Regions from separate parts of the Homo sapiens genome. Here region 1 is linked to region 2. A link is an interaction called in ENCODE POLR2A ChIA-PET data of the cell type or tissue named here. Cell type or tissue: IMR-90. All regions are shown on one strand. Links, peaks and the distances in the headings refer to the core of each region. The heading gives the core; the rest is flanking DNA.

Evidence for each region. ChIA-PET counts read pairs that join two places held together with the same protein. Peaks named below come from ENCODE experiments on the same cell type or tissue, not always from the same donor. Only the 100,000 strongest peaks of a DNase experiment are listed, where the experiment ranks them.
Region 1: POLR2A ChIA-PET joins it to region 2 with 7 read pairs; 2 of 35 experiments call an interaction of 5 or more read pairs at or near these places.

Annotation. Positions count from the first base shown.
Region 1 is chr6:14,818,517-14,826,846 of GRCh38, reverse strand. No RefSeq gene overlaps it. Among named protein-coding and RNA genes, the nearest start is that of JARID2-DT, 420 kb to the left of the region's middle. RefSeq lists enhancers at 1,540-2,326, 3,114-3,901, 4,272-4,773, 5,921-6,000 and a silencer at 7,515-7,809. In IMR-90, for the core only: no CTCF peak of the experiment used is centred there; a DNase peak (open chromatin) is centred at 3,916.
Region 2 is chr6:14,895,153-14,903,482 of GRCh38, reverse strand. The region is part of intron 2 of LOC105374945 (a long non-coding RNA gene); the gene reads left to right. Among named protein-coding and RNA genes, the nearest start is that of JARID2-DT, 350 kb to the left of the region's middle. In IMR-90, for the core only: no CTCF peak of the experiment used is centred there; no DNase peak of the experiment used is centred there.

The DNA.
Region 1 (8,330 bases), core at 211-8,210, 77 kb after region 2:
TGGGGTGCTGATGGGCTGAGAGTTGCTGTCACCCTCCTTTTCTCCTGTTTAATCAGATCTTCTTGACACGGGACCATCTATTTCTTTTCCATAGTTTATTTTCTTCTCATTCTAAGCCTCAGCACAGCCAACATAGCCAACCACTCCTTAGCTCTGTTTACTGCGGAGTCACGTGTCTGAGTTTAGGGCAATTAACTCTGGTATTGCAGCATAGGAGGGGGCCCACACCCACCTCCCTGGCACTGAACACCAACTTAGTGGTGATCTGGCGCCAGGCACCTCATGTCATATCCACAGCAGGTCCTCAATATAATTATTTCAACCCTATGGAACAGATAAGGCTCAGGGTTTAAGTTTCTTGCTCAAAGACAGACTGTGTTTGAATCCTAAGTTTCATTTTGTTCTAAATCCCATCCTTTTCCTCCTCTCTGGGTATACCCATTCATGCCTCCTAAAGACAACTCAGGGCAGAAAATTGTAATCCATACCCATTTCTCCCTTAATATAGGACCGTTTCCCAATAGTCACAAAATGGACTAATTCCCAATGCTCTGGAAGGAATTTGCAAAGGCGGAGTCTATCTGGAGATCATGTCTGTCTTAGAAGGAAATGGAATGCTGTGCTTCTGCACTGGGGGCACCTGCTTTGATTGGAAATATTAAGATACATATGTAAGAAGCTCTTAAGGTTTGGGGGGAAGCTCACTGGGTTCTTGACCCAGTACCTTCTGGAAATATGCTGCCTTGGGCGGGGATTCTAGGAAAGAAGGCTTCCTGCTGGAAGGCAGTTTCTTTCTAGGCGGTTCCTCTGAAGCTCCGGTCCCTGGGCTTGGTTCTCCTTTCTTTGGACTCCTTTACTTTCTCCTGCCTTTTTCATTTTCTAAAGTCTCCTGCCATGTCTCTATTGAGCCTCTCTTCCTGGTCATGTTAGGAAAGCATACTCTTAGACGCCTGCTTATCTTACAGTGCTGTTTTAGGTTTAACGCTTGATAGTTCTCTCAGATACAAGAATTTAATACCACTTTAAATTGTCTATCTCTGGCAAGGTTAGGTCTATGTTGTTCTATTTATTTATTTATTTATTTTGAGACAGAGTCTTGCTCTGTTGCCCAGGCTGGAGTGCAATGGCACAATCTTGGCTCACTGCAACCTCCACCTTCTGGGTTCAAGCGATTCTCCCACCTCAGCCTCCCGAGTCTCTGGGATTACAGGCATGCACTTCCACACCTGGCTAGTTTTTGTATTTTTAGTAGAGGCAGGATTTCATCATGTTGGCCAGGCTGGTCTCAAACTCCTGACCTCAGGTGATCTGCCCACCACGGCCTCCCAAAATGCTGGGATTACAGGCGTGAGCCACCGAGCTGGGCTGGTCCATGTGGTTCTATAACTTAAAATTGTATTAGCATTTTCCTCATTTGTGCCACTGCTGTCTTCCCATAAACTATAAACCAACTAGCAGATTTCAATAGATAGGAAACTACTTAAGAGAAAAAAAAAGAAAGAAAGAAAAAAAAAAGGGGTCAGTCTTTGTCCTGATCATGGTGCAAGTTTGTTTTCCTAATGGGGAATTTTCCAAGAGCTCTTAGTGCTGGGACTTTATGGGATAAATGCGGTGGAAAGGGGCACACTTCCCGTGCAGAATGTCCTTTTTACTCTCTTCTGCTCCTCTGAGCTTTGCTTCTGAATACACAAAACCTGTATTTGTGACTGCCAAGAGGCCTTCCACTGTGAGGAAGAATGCATTGTAAATCACTCTTTCACAGCCAGTTAACAGGGAGTGTCTTTCTCACCCATAATTATGGTTTTGCTTGGAGTTGAGAAAGTTGTTTTGGGGGCAATAAATTGTGATGTCAGTTATCCTTCACTCCCTTTGCATGTGAGTCCTCAGTCGGAAATTGGTATTCTTAACAGTTGAATCTCTGGGGTCTCCAAGGCTTTGCAGCTGAAAATTTTGGAGTCCTCTGCTTTGGAAAGAGGAGAGAGAGAGGAAGGAGAGGGAAAGAAAGCAAGGGAGAGAGATTCATAGAAGGCCCTTTTGTTTTCAACTTTGGTGACAGGAAATTTGAAAGTGGGGGAAGGGAACTTGGCTCTTACTAAAAATATTTTATGTTGGAGAATGTTAATGAGGCTTTACACGAATAAAAAAAAAAATTCCAAACCTAGTGCATCAGGGTCATGACCGGGACTTTTTTCGTGTGCAAAGGCCTTTGTACACACACACCTCTTCTAAAAAGCAGCCGCGCACACACACTTGTATTACTGCTGCATCACATTGCGAAAGCTCCCCAGCAAGAAAAATTCCAGGCAGAATAAGAGAATCAGAGCTCTTCCATTCGTGGAAATTGTTAGTGGAAAACTTCATTTCCAATATCAAATTTAATATTACTGAGTGGCAGGTTATGATAAGGCCACTTTAACACTTAAAAACGAGCTGTTTCTTAAGTCTCCTCTGTGATGGTTTTATGAATTGTTATTCTGCTCTCTTTAGGTAATCAGATACGAGGAATTGTTTGGCAGCCTAGCCAGAGAGAAAAGCCTTTGCCCAGATTTTAGGCAATCCCTGGTAATTGGTGCAGCCTGCTGTGGCTGGGCCAAGCGCTTGTCCGCATCCCTCAGTATGGCTTTGGGTCTTGTATTTCCCGTGCAGAGGAGAGGTCATTCAAGTCACAGGGGCATGGCACTACTTCAGCAATCTGCTGAATGACACAGGGATTTGGCTTATTTCTATCTTATGTGTGGAGAGGGCAGAGTAGAATTGGGACAGTTTGACCCATGGAATTTCCAACTTAGGCGGCTTAGGGGTTTTAAACATGAGGCAGTAGGGCAGTGTGGGGAAGAGGATGAGCTCTTGGATCAAACCAATCCTGATTTGAGATGTGGCTCTGCATTTATTGGCTGTATCCTCTTGGGCAAGTTACTCTGCCTTTCACTTACAAATTTGTAAAACGGGCATAAAGATGCTAACACAATAGAGCTCTCTCTCTCTCCTACCTCCATATCCCAAACACCGCAAATCTGGGCAGCCCTGCCTTCCAGAGATTTCAGGAAGTTTGCAGCTTCTCCCTACTTCCTGGGCTACCACGTTGGTCCAAGTCACCCTTGTATTTCACTTTGATTATTGCATTAGTCTCTGAAGAGGTCTCCCTTCCCCGCTATACAGTAGCCGGAGTGATTTTATTTTTATTTATTTATTTATTTTTGAGACAGTCTCTCACTCTGTCACCCAAGCTGGAGTGCAGTGGCTCGATCTCGGCTCACCGTGGCCTCAACCTCCTGGGCTCAAGCAATCCTCCCGCCTCAGCCTCCCCAGTAGCTGGGACCACAGGCATGCGCCACCAAGCCCGGCTAATTTTTTTTTGTATTTTTTATAGAGATGGGGTCTCACCATGTTGCCCAGGCTGGTCTCAAACTCCTGAGCTCAAGCAATCAACAGTCTTGGCCTCCCAAAGTGCTGGAAGTACAGGCATGAGCCACCGCCACTGGCCCAGAGTAATTTTTTAAAAAGGTGAGATGGAAAGTCTCCCGTGCCTTCCCAGCTCATTCTGAATAAAGCCAGAGTCCTTACCGTGGCATAGGGGGCCCTCCTTAATCCGGCTCCTTGGTACCTGTCTGGCCTCACCACTAAACATTCTTGATCCAGCCATTTGGACCTCTTTGCTGCTCCTAGAACACAGTAAGAGTGTTCCTGGCTCAGGAAATGGTACTTGCCTGGAGTGTTCTTCCCATATATCCATCCCCAAGGCTGACACCCTCACTCCCTGCTCAAATGTCACCTGATTTGGAAGGCTCTTATTCTCCTGTATGTCTTCTGTCGTTTGAATTTCTCACCTTCCTACACACTATGCATTTCCTGCCTGTCTCCAACATGGAATGCAAGCGCCACGAGAGCAGGGTCTCTGTCAATGTTGTTTATTTATGTATCTTCAGTACCTGGAACGGTGCCCGGCTGATTAATATTTGATAAATGAATGAATCGGATGTGCTTCATTTAGTTGTTTAAAAAATTAAATGAAACCATACTTCTGAAACGCTTGGCACAGTGCCTTACACATGTTAAGAATGCAATAAATGTGAGCTATTATTATTTTTACTACAGAGTTTAGTAATAAGAAATTCACTTAGGAGTGGAAAATGGGAATTTAACTATAGTGAATTGGCAGAGCCAATTAATGGTGAGGAAATCCATCCAGGCTCCTCTGTTCGGGCTTGGGTTATCTTCATGGCTCTTCCCTGCAAGTTATTTCTTCTTTGCTCTTTTAAAGTTAATATACAAGATAGAAACTAATAATAAAAACAAGCTCAAAGGAGAGCCTAAAGCAGTTAGCTCAAAGAGGATGGGTACCCAGGGCTAAGTAAGCATCTTCAAGCAGAAGCTGAAAATACAGGTAGGCATCTTCCCTGATTGTGGTCGAGGCTTGGGTGTCTCCTGGAGGGAGGCATTGACATGGTGGATCCTGTGTCCTGTGTCTGAGAACCATGGGGGGTAACACTCTCTTTTGTATCAGTGTAACAAGCTGTGTAACAAGCCATCCCCAAGCTTAGGGACTTAAAACAACAATGCTTTGTTACTTCTCATACTTCTGTGATCAGGTAGGAGGCTCTGCTTCTCCTGCTGTGAGCTGGAGCCACTTGTTTGTCGATCTGAGAGTTGGCTGGGGGAGGGTCTGTCATGGTCTGGGGTCGAGTGTTGGCTGTCAGTGGGATACCTTGGTTCTCCTCCGTGTGACCTGTCTCCAGGCATTCTGTCATCATTTGGTAAGTAATCTAGCCTAAGCTTTTTACTTGGTGGCTGGTTTCTCAGAGAGAAAAGAGAACTAGCAAGGCCTCTTACCTAGACCTGTAAGTCACACGATGAGACTCTACTGTGTTCTACTGGTCAAAGCGAGATGCAAGTGGAGGGGAACGAGTCTGTCTCTCGCATGGCATGCTCGCTCACATGTGCACGACGTTGAGAGGATGATTGGTGGTCATCTTTGCAGGTGATCTTCCACACTCTTGAACTTGTACCAAATGATGGCTCTTGTCTTGAGCTCTCCATGAGTCTTTACTGCCTATGAGAGAGCTGGACCTCATGGCCCTCAGGTTGCAAGGCTAACAGCCTCAGTATCCAGATGTACAAAAGACCCTGACATGTGTGAGGGGCACAATTCTCTCTGCCTAAAAAAGGAAATTGTTAATTATTTGATTAGAAATTAGTCACTTGGGAGGTGTATGTTCTGTGGTCTTTTTTTTTTTTTAATTTTGAGACAGTGTCTCACTCTATTGCCCAGGCCAGTGTGCAATGGTGCGATCATGGCTCACTGCAGCCTTGAACTCCCAGGCTCAAGTGATCCTTCCACCTCAGCCTCCCAAAGTGCTGGGATTACAGGTATGAGCCACAATGCTCTGCTTCAATATTCTTTTTATTTTAGATGTCCTAAGCATTTATTGAACCCCCACCACACATCAGACCCTGGCTAGGCTTTTGAAAACATATTCCTATCACTTAATTCTCACAGTAACCCCAACAGGGTTTTTTGTTTGTTTGTTTTGTTTTGTTTTAGATAGAGTCTTACTCTGTCACCCAGGCTGGGGTGCAGTGATGTGATCTTGGCTCACTGCAACCTCTGCCTCCTGGGTTCAAATGAGTCTCCTGCCTCAGCCTCTCGAGTAGCTGGGATTACAGGCACACACCACCACACCTGGCTAATTTTTGTATTTTTAGTAGAGACAGGGTTTCACTATGTTGGTCAGGCTGCTTTCAAACTCCTGACCTCAAGTGATCTGCCCGCCTCAGCCTTCCAAAGTGCTGGGATTAGAGGCGTGAGTCACTGTGCCCAGCTCCCAGTGGGGTTTTGATGATTAAAATGGAAATTACCCCACGTTTTGAACACAAGATGTCATTTACTCAGGGTCACATGGCTGACAAAGGGCAGAGATGAGTGTCAACTTGGGCTTCTCTTACTCCACGTTGCCTGCAGGTTCCATGGCACTGCTCAGCCTCCTGTTCATCTGAATGGAGAAACTCACAAAAGAAGAATAGAGATGGGGAATGACAAAAGTACAATTTTAACCTGTTCTGTTAAAAAGAGCCGTGGATTCATTTCATTTACAAAGACGGGAATTGGCACATACATGGTCTTTTGGAGCAGAGCAGCATACACAGATATTGGCAGGATTTTGGTTTGAAGTTTCTAGAAGTTATGAACTGAATGATAAGTTTTGACTCTTGGATAGGTGTGACAGGTAAGAGTAGGCTTAGCTATGCATAATGGAAAGCTCTAGATAACCCCGGGTGTGGTGGCTCATGCCTGTAATCTCAGTCCTCTGGGAGGCCGAGGTGGGCAGATCACTTGAGGTCAGGAGTTCCAGACCAGCCTGGCCAACATGGCAAAACCCCATCTCTACTAAAATTATGAAAATTAGCCGGGTGTGGTGGCGGGCACCTGTAATCCCAGCTACTCAGGAGGCTGAGGCTGGAGAACTGCTTGAACCCAGGAGGCCGAGGTTGCAGTTAGCCGAGATCACGCCATTGCACTCTAGCCTGGGCGATAAGAGCAAAACTCCATCTCAAAAAAAAAAAAAAAAAAAAAAAAGGCAAAGCCCGCCTAATGTCATCTCAGATAAACCACAGCGTAAGTCGTTTGCTTCAGGCCAAGTGTGAAACACTGCTACGAGCTGTGACACTTTACCCCAATCCCTGCCAACAAGTAGCAGGAAACAAATGGGTCTATTTAGTATGAAATTCGTACACCTAAATCGATGAGATAAAAACCATAATGTATGACAATAGACACTATAATTACCAATGTTTGCAAAGTAAGCAATAATTGAACAGAATTGTATCACATTGTGCTTGTTGCTGTGATGGTCAAGACAAAAGGATGCATAGATTAAGTAGATATGTACTAAATGAGTTTGTGTATGTTTGGCTGAACGAGTTTTTATACGTTTGGCTTCCATATGTATACCATAAACTGATGGGATATGCAAGAGTATGAGACACCTTCTCTGTTTTCTGTGCATTAATAATTCAAGTGGGGAAAAGATGAGAGTTTAGCTAGACTTTGGAACGGGAGTAGGATTTGAGTAGAGAGGAGGGAAGTAGAAGGGACGTGGCCCAGGTAGAGCCTTGGAGTTGACAAAAACATTCACATCTGTGGTCCAGGCTGGAGACAAGCAGCCTGGCTGGAGTAGAAGGGAAAAGTGGGAGGTAGAGCTGGCTGGCAGGGTCATGTGCAATGATAATGGCCTTAAAGGCCGGGATAATGAACTTTGTTCTATCAGCAGTGAGGATCAATGGGATATCTCAGAGCAGGAGAATGAAGAGAAAAATACAAAGCTGAGGATTAATATGAGCCTTGGAGATGGATCATTCTGCTCCTGCTTTTAGAAGAGGAGCAGTAAAGGAGGCAGAAGGGAAATACCCAGGTAGGAATAAACCCATGAGGGCAATGCCATAGAAATAAAATTGGTGACATTCGAGGGGTGGAGGTGCTGATGGGTGTTACCAAATTGTGAAATGAAAAGTGAGAAAAGATTATTACTGGATGGGGCCAAAGATTACTGCTGACAATTGAGAGCTTGCAGCTCCAGGAATGCGAGGAGGTGTGGGCCGGATTGCCTGAGGGTAAGGAAGGCAAGAGTGTGAGGAAAGGGATGGGTAGAGATGACTTGAGCCAAAGGTTGTCTGAGAAGGAAGGAGGGAAGCAGCTCAGAGGGCCTTCCCCCCATGCCCATGCCTGAAATGAAGAGAACAGAAGGGCCACGGCTCTAGCAAGGGCTGGGATACAGATGCAGAGAAGGAATGGTCATGGAAGGGAAGTCCCTTGGGATCTAATGCCTAAGAGGAGGGCTGGCTGTCCTGAGAGATGAGAAAGTCTTCTGTGCTTCTGGGGAGGAACCATGACAAGATGGGCATGGTCAGCAGAGGGAGAAGCTCAGACTGGAGCTGGAGGCAAGTGTCAGGTTTGGAGAAAGCACTGGAGCTCCCAGGGCAGGGTGCTGGGGGTGGGCAGGGGTCAAGCGACCAGAGTACAGCAGAGAGCTTTCTGCTGAACACGTGTCTTGGATTGGGAGCAGAGCTGTGTGCCTGACTGTTTCTTCACCAGGGCCCTTTCACCTCGGTAGGAGTGGAGAGATAAGTGTGAACTTGGCCTAGATTGGTGACTGGCACATCAGACTTGGCAAGGCCCCAAGGAGACAAAGGAATCCCTGGGCAATGTGCCTCTGGGAGGGCAAGGGCCGAGTGGGAGGTTCCCGTCCCATTTCTTTGTAGAAAGGGTCCCAGAATGCATATTTAGTCATCATATTGTAAACGTTTCCAGGTGACCGTTTTATTTCACAACAGCA
Region 2 (8,330 bases), core at 121-8,120:
TTCTTTTGAATTAGGAAACTTAGACACAGAGAATTTAACGAACTTACCCACAGCCAGGAAGTGGCAGAGCGAGGACTGAGGGGGCAGTGATCCAGAGCCATGCTCCTAACCATAATACCATATGGCCCTCATTGAACTAACTGCCTGCCAGAGTGCTAACACATCCCAGGCAGGAGAAGCGTGATGAAAACAGAGTTCTTTATTACTGGAAATATAATAAACTCTCCTGGGGAAGACTTTCTCAGCGAGTTGGGCAGTAAAACTGAAGTTACAGTAGCATGAGAGGTGCCTCACCCTCACCCAACCCTTGTATCAAAAGAGCTGGGCCCCTGAGATAAAAAGGGCTTCTCTAGCCTGGTGTGGTGGCTCACACCTGTAATCCCAGCACTTTGGGAGGCTGAGATGGGCGGATCACGAGGTCAGGAGATCGAGACCATCCTGGCTTACACAGTGAAACCCCATCTCTACTAAAAATACAAAAAAAAAAAAAAAAAAAAAAATTAGCCAGGCGTGGTGGCAGGCACCTGTAGTCCCAGCTACTTGGGAGGCTGAGGCAGGAGAATGGTGTGAACCTGGGAGGTGGAGCTTGCAGTGAGCCGAGATCGCGCCACCACACTCCAGCCTGGGCAACAGAGCGAGACTCCGTCTCAAAAAAAAAAAAAAAACAAAGGGCTTCTCCGTATCGGATGGAGAGAGATAAGTCCAGGAGATAAGCAGCATGGAACGTGAGGCTTCCAGAAAGCAGCAGCAGCAGAGATGGCACAGGATACCAGGACCGCTGTGTCATAGGTAAATAGGTCCCCCAAATGCAGTGTTGGCCCTGCAATGAAAGCTCTGTAGGTTCTGACACTGGTGGGCCTGGAGAAGAACTCAGGATAGCAGCAGCCAAGCACTGCAGCCCGGACATTGGGATAGCACATCTCCTATATTCATTTTAAGACTTCTGTATTGGAGTATGAGAAAGAACAGGAAAACTCACAAGCCCTAAGTGTCCAGTTCAATAAACATTTATAAACTGAACCTAATCCCTGACCAGGGTTAAGTATCAAAATGTGACCAGCACCCCAGAAGTACTACTTTTGCCTCCTCCCTGTCATTCCTCCCCAAGGTCGCCCCTATCTTGACATCTAAAAAGCCTTGGGTACATTTTACCAGATTTTGCTCTTTATATAAGTGGAATCATTCCTGTACTTTACTTCTTTTGCAAATATGGCTGTGGGTAGGTGTCATTCATTCACTCTCATTGCAGCATGGGATTCCATTGAGTAAATATCCCACAACATTTTCATACATTCTATTGCTGATGAGCATTGCAAGTAGTTTCCAGTTTGGGCTCCCTCCGCTTTTGAGGAATCAAAGAAAGACACAAGAGGAGAAGGATTGAGAACCTCACATTGGTGGAACTATGAACAAATTCTTACCATAATGGCCTTAGGAAGCACAACATGAGATTCTCAGAGATGTCTGGAGAGGAGGACTACTGGAAAGCAGAGGCAAGGATCTGGAGGACTGAAAAGGGAGGGGTTGGCTCAAAATTTGCCTTTATTATTATTTAATTTAATTTAAAGTTCCAGGGTATATGTGCAGGATGTGCAGGTTTAATACTTAGGTATTAAGCCCAGCATGCATTAACTATTTATCTTGAAGCTTTCCCTCCCCTAGCTCCTCACCCACAGGCCCCAGTGTGTGTTGTTCCCCTCCCTGTGTCCCTGTGCTCTGATTGTTCAGCTCCCGCTTATAACTGAGAACCTGTGGTGTTTGGTTTTCTGTTCCTGTGTTAGTTTTCTGTGGGTGATGGCTTCAAGCTCCAACCATGTCCCTGCAAAGGACATGATCTCATTTCTCTTTATGGCTGCATAGTATTCCATGGTGTATATGTACCACATTTTCTTTATCCAGTCTATCATTGATGAACATTTGGGTTGATTCCATGTGTTTGCTATTGTGAATAGTGCTGCAATGAACATACACATGCATATGTCTTTATAGTAGAATGATTTATATTCGTTTGGGTGTATTATCCAATAATAGAAATACCAGTAATGGGAACCAAACACTGCAGGTTCTCACTTATAATAATTGCTGGGTCAAATGGTATTTCTGGCTCTAGGTCTTTGAGGAATTGCCACACTGTCTTCCAGAATTGTTGAACTAATTTGCATTCCCACCAATAGTGTAAAAGTGTTCCTATTTTTCCACAGCCTCACCAGCATCTGTTGTTTCTTGACTGTTTAATAATCGTCATTCTGACTGGCTGGCACGAGAGGGTCCTCATTGTGGTTTTGATTTGCATCCGTCTAATGACCAGTGATGTTGAGCTTTTTTTCATGGTTTTTGGCCACATACATGTCGTCTTTTGAGAAGTGTCTGTTCATGTCCTTCGCCCACTTTTTTTTTTTTTTTGAGATGAAGTCTTGCTCTGTCGCCCAGGTGGCTGGAGTGCAATGGTGTGATCTTCGCTCACTGCAACTTCTGCCTCTTGGGTTCAAGCGATTCTCCAGCCTCAGCCTACTGAGTAGCAGGGATTACAGCCACCCGCCACCTTGCCCAGCTAATTTTTGTATTTTTGTAGAGATGGGGTTTCACCATGTTGGCCAGGCTGGTCTTGGACTCCTGACCTCAGGTGATCTGCCTGCCTCAGCCTCCCAAAGTGCTGGGATTACAGGCCTGAGCCACCACGCCCAGCCCTTTGCCCACTTTTTAATGGGGTTGTTTTTTTCTTGTGAATTTAAGTTCCTTCTAAATTCTGGGTATTAGACCTTTGTCAGATGGATAGATTGCAAAAATTTCTCCCATTCTGTAGGTTGTCTGTTCACTCTGATGATAGTTTAGTTTGCTGTGCAGAAGCTCTTTAGTTTAATTAGATCCCATTTGTCAATTTTTGCTTTTGTTGCAATTGCTTTTGACATTTTCCTCATGAAATCTTTGCCTGTGCCTACATCCTGAATGGTATTGCCTAGATTTTATTCTAGGGTTTTTATAGTTTTGGGTTTTACATTTAAGTCTTTAAGCCATCTTGAGTTAATTTTTGTATAAGGCGTAAGGAAGGGGTCCGGTTTCAATTTTCTGCATATGGCTAGCCAGTTCTCCCAGCACCATTTCCTAACAGGGAATCCTTTCCCCATTGCTTGTTTTTGTCAGGCTTGTTGAAGATCAGTTGTTTGTAGTATGTGATATTATTTCTAAGATCTTTATTCTGTTCCATTGGTCTGCTTATCTGTTTTTGTACCAGTACCCTGCTGTTTTGGTTACTGTAGCCTTGTAGTATAGTTTGAAGTAGGGTAGTGTGATGTCTTTAGTTTTGTTCTTTTTGCTTAGGATTGTCTTGGCTATACAGGCTCGTTTTTGGTTCCATATGAATTTTAAAGTAGTTTTTTCTAATTCAGTGAAGAATGTCAATGGTAGTTTAATGGGAATAGCATTGAATCTATAAATTATTTTGGGCAGTATGGCCATTTTCATGATATTGATTCTTCCTATCCTTGAGCATGGAATGTTTTTCCATTTGTTGGTGTCCTCTCTGATTTCCTTGAGCAGTGGTTTGTAGTTCTCCTTGAAGTCCTTCACATCCCTTGTTAACTGTATTCCTATTTATTCTGTTCTCTTTGTATCAATTGTGAATAGGAGTTTATTCATGATTTGACTCTGCTTGTCTATTGTTGGCGTATAGGAATGCTTGTGAGTTTTGCACATTGATTTTGTATCCTGAGATATTGCCAAAGTTGCTTATTAGCTTAAGCTTTTGAGCTGAGACAATGGGGTTTTCTAGATATAGGATAATGTCATCTGCAAACAGAGACAATTGGACCTCCTCTCTTCCTATTCGAATATCGTTTATTTCTTTTTCTTGGCTCATTGCCCTGGCCAGAACTTTCAGTACTATGTTGAATGGGAGTGGTGAGAGAGGGCATCCTTGTATTGTGCTGGTTTTCAAGGAGAATGCTTCCAGCTTTTTCCCATTCAGTATGATATTGAAAATTCGCCTCTATTTTTACTACCATTTGGTACATGTGGGTTGTAAGGATTGGAAACAATATATGAAACACCTAACTTGGCACCAAGTAGGCACCCAATAAATGGAAGCTGTTGATATTGTTAGGCATGTGCTGATAGCTGATGTTAACTTTATGAATCAATCTTTAACAAAAATGGGGCATGATAAGAAGAAGAGAAAGGTGTGCAAAGTTATATGTAGACAAAGTGGGTGCTGTTGTCATTCTTGCTGGAGACTACAGGGGCTTGTCTTACTTCATTCAGGCTGCTATAACAAAATATCATAAACTGCCTATAAATAATAGAAATTTATTTCTCATAGTTCTGGAGGCTGAGAATTCCAAGATCAAGGTGCTGGTAGATTTAGTGTCTGGTAAGGGACTATTTCCTTGTTCATAGATGGTACCTTGCTGTGTCCTCACATGACAGAAGAAATGAATGGGTTCCCTTGGGTCTCTTTTATGAGGGCAATAATTCCATTCATGAGGGTACTACCCTCCTGACCTAATCACCTCCCAAAGGTCTTACCTCCCAGTACCATCACCTTGGGGGTTAAGATTTCAACATATGAATTTCAGGGGGACATAAATACTCAAACCATAGCAGCAGTCTGGGAGGGCTTCAGGCCCAGAATAAAGCCAAGGGGCACTCCAGACAAAGTTTCATCCAACCTCTTCACTTTATTTTTTATTTTTTTGACATGGAGTTTCATTCTTGTTGCCCAGGCTGGAGTGCAGTGGTGCAATCTCAGCTCACTGCAACCTCTGCCTCCTGGGTTCAAGTGATTCTCCTGCCTCAGCCTCCCGAGTAACTGGGATTACAGGTGCATGCCACCACACCCAGCTAATTTTTTGTATTTTTAGTAGAGACAGGGTTTCTCTATGTTGGCCAGGCTGATCTTGAACTCCTGACCTCAGGTGATCCCCCTGCCTTGGCCTCCCAGAGTGTTGGAATTACAGGTGTGAGCCACTGTGCCTAGCCCAACCCCTTCACTTCAAAGATGAGCACAAGGCAGCCTAGAGGGTTCTGTGACTTGTCTTTGGGAAGCTTCTGGGTGTCTGCTTCAGGTCAGAAAGGTAGGATCAGGACTCCTGGTCAAAGAAAGGGAAGAAACCCACCCAAGAAAGATGCAGGGATGAGAAGTGGGGGGATTCACTGGTGCACACAGCCAGTTCACCGAAGGTTCAAGGTGGCAGATGGCCTCAAGATCACTTGGAACCAGGGTTTTAAATGTTCTAGGATTCTCCTCTCAGTCTCTCAGTTGGCTTTTATCACAAAGCTGGAAGTAGGGCTGTAGGCGGCTCTTGGTTTCACTACCAGAGAGGGATCATCTGTCTTCCTTCAGTCCCTAAAATGCAGGGAAAGGCTCTGATATGTCTGTTGGGCCTTATATTTTCCCCTGTGGGTTGAGAAGGGATGTTGGGGCCGGCTTTAATTTGCAGCCTCCTTTAGAACTGTGTATGTGTGTGCGCGTGTGTGTGGTGGTGGGGGGAGGAACAGTTCCCCCAAAGAAGGGAAGTAGTGTTTCCAGAAGAAGAAAGGGGTGTGTGGCAGTTAAAACAGTAGGCGACCAGTTATCTCAGTTCAGATACTTTAGGTTGTAGGTAATAACTCTTGAACTAATTTAAACAATAAAGACAATTTGTTGGCTCACATAGCTGAAAAAGTTCAAGGTAGATCCTCACTTAGGAGCATTTGGATCTGGGTTCAAATTCTTTTTCCTTTGATTTCTTTCTATTGAATATTCCCTGCAGTGTGTGTTGGTTTCATCCTCAGGCTGGCTTCTAGAATAAGAAATATCTTTCACAGTTTCAGCTGAAGTCCTGAGATTCATTCTGATCAGACTGGGTTAGGTCATAAGACTAGCCATGGCTGGGTGCAGTGGCTCACACCTGTAATCCCAGCACTTTGGGAGGCCGAGGCGGGCGGATCACCTGAGGTCGGGGGTTCAAGACCAGCTTGACCAACATGAAGAAACCCTGTCTCTACTAAAAATACAAAATTAGCTTGGCTTGATGGTGCATGCCTGTAATCCCAGCTACTCAGGAGGCTGAGGCAGGAGAATTGCTTGAACCCGTGAGGTGGAGGCTGCGGTGAGCTGAGATGGCACCATTGCACTCCAGCTTGAGCAACAAGAGCAAAACTCTGTCTCAAAAAATATATAATAATAATAATAATAATAAATAAAAGACTAGCCCTAAACCATTGTGCATGTGTGTGTGTATGTGTGTGTGGCCAGGTGATAGAACACACTAATGGCTTTTCTAAGGTTCCTTGGTCCAACTTCTGGAGCTATGGTGCAACTGGCATCCCTAGAAGGGAAAAGCATAAATGCTAAGGTGGTGGAGCAACCAACAGGAACCCACTTTATCATGAAAAAGATGAAGAGAGGTTAAATAAACAACCCCAAATCACACTCCTAGTCAATAGTGGTTATGAGTTTTGCACTAAAGTCCAACTGATCTCCACAGTCAAAGCATTTGACAAGAAGTCCTCTCATTGGTAAATACAAAACCTGTTATTGATTGCTGCATCATACACTACCCCAAACAAAGTAGCTTAACAATCACAAATTATGATTTCCCCCACCTCTGCTATCTGGGCTGAGCACAGCTGAGTAGCTATTCTGTTCCACGGGTTTCACTCAACAAATGTCTGGTGCCGCCTCCGGGATGCTGGAAGAGCTGGTTGCTGTTATGTGTTTGTCACTCCACGTGGACTTACCAGTAGGATAGAGAGACCTCTTCACTTGGTGGCCCAGGCCTCTAAAAACAAGCATTCCAGAAGGATAAGCCTCTGCTTGTGTCATTCTTGCCAAGTTTCACTGGCCAAGGCAAGTCATGTGGCCAAGCCCAGAGTCAGTGTGGGAGGGATCTACACAAGGTGGTGACTATGAAAAGAAGTAGGTTATTGGAGGCCATCCAGGGTGACCACCATGGCAGTGTGCTCTTGCTCTCCTTCTCCAATATAGAAAAGATTCTGTCATAAGTCAAGGAGCAGAACCCTCTTTTCTTAAACTCTCCTCTTCTTTGAAGGGAATAACTATTCATAGTTAGTCCAATCAAGGGTACAGTGTCTTGTGAGAATCCCATCAATGGGCCCTCCGGGGACCCTTGGTGGGGTGTGGCTGCATGGCCATTGCTGTGGCAGGGTCTGCTGGCAGCTCTGCAGCTAATGACATTTGCAGTTTCCATTACAGTCTGGCTTTCACAATATAGATTGTCCCAGATGCACACCTTGGAGTATGGAGTTTTACTTCTTATTTTATTTGGTTTTATTTCTTAAACATAGGCTGAATGTTAAGTTGCTTGACTTGTGTTTTTCCCCTTTAGGTTTTATTTTGGGAGCTTTACGTGATTAAAGCCGTAGTAGGAGGCTTTACATTTCACCATCTTTTCAGATGCCCAAGGCGTACGTTTTACTTTGGGTATTCTCCTGGGAAAAAAGAGGAGAGTCTTTCAGAAGGGAGGCCATTTGTCACCCACCCCGTGGTCTCATCTAAGGCTGCTGTGTACTGTTCAGCTAATAAATGTCTCATCTCTGCTTTCCCAAGGACCTGGATGATCCATCCACTTTTTATGGGTTGTTAGTATTCCATCACTTCTTTTGCTAAATAGAACAGCTTTAAAATTGGTATCTTTTTCTTATAAAGCTTCCTCATTCCATTTTTTTATTTTTCCCCTTCTACTGTAAAATTAATTCAAATATATTCAAGTTTCTAAATCCCAGGGTTAAAATTTGTCAAGCTCAACATTCTTTTTTTTTTTTTTGAGACAGAGTCTCGCTCTTGTTGCCCAGACTGGAGTGCAGTGGCGCGATCTCGGCTCACTGCAAGCTCCGCCTCCTGGGTTCACGCCATTCTCCGGCCTCAGCCTCCCGAGTAGCTGGGACTACAGGTGCCCACCACCACGCTTGGCTAATTTTTTGTATTTTTTTATAGAGATGGGATTTCATCGTTTTAGCCAGGATGGTCTTGATCTCCTGACGTCGTGATCCACCCGCCTTGCCTCCCAAAGTGCTGGGATTACAGGTGTGAGCCACCGTACCTGGCCCAACATTCTTAACATCATGTAAATTTGTTTTAGGTGGTGTGAGAGTATTTCTTTTTATTTGCTGTTTTCCTTCAAGGGCCATGACACAATAGTTGTCTCAATTCAGCTCCACTTGTTTCCACATACGAATGCTGTCTTTAAGTTTAGTATTTTATTTTCTCTCTCCTCTCATTTCATGTATCAGTCTGAGTTATGCTCTGGATCTTTTATCTTCTAACTTGGCATTTTTTGGGGAACTTACTCTATGGATGTGTTCACCCCACTTTAGCTGTTTTTCTAACTGTC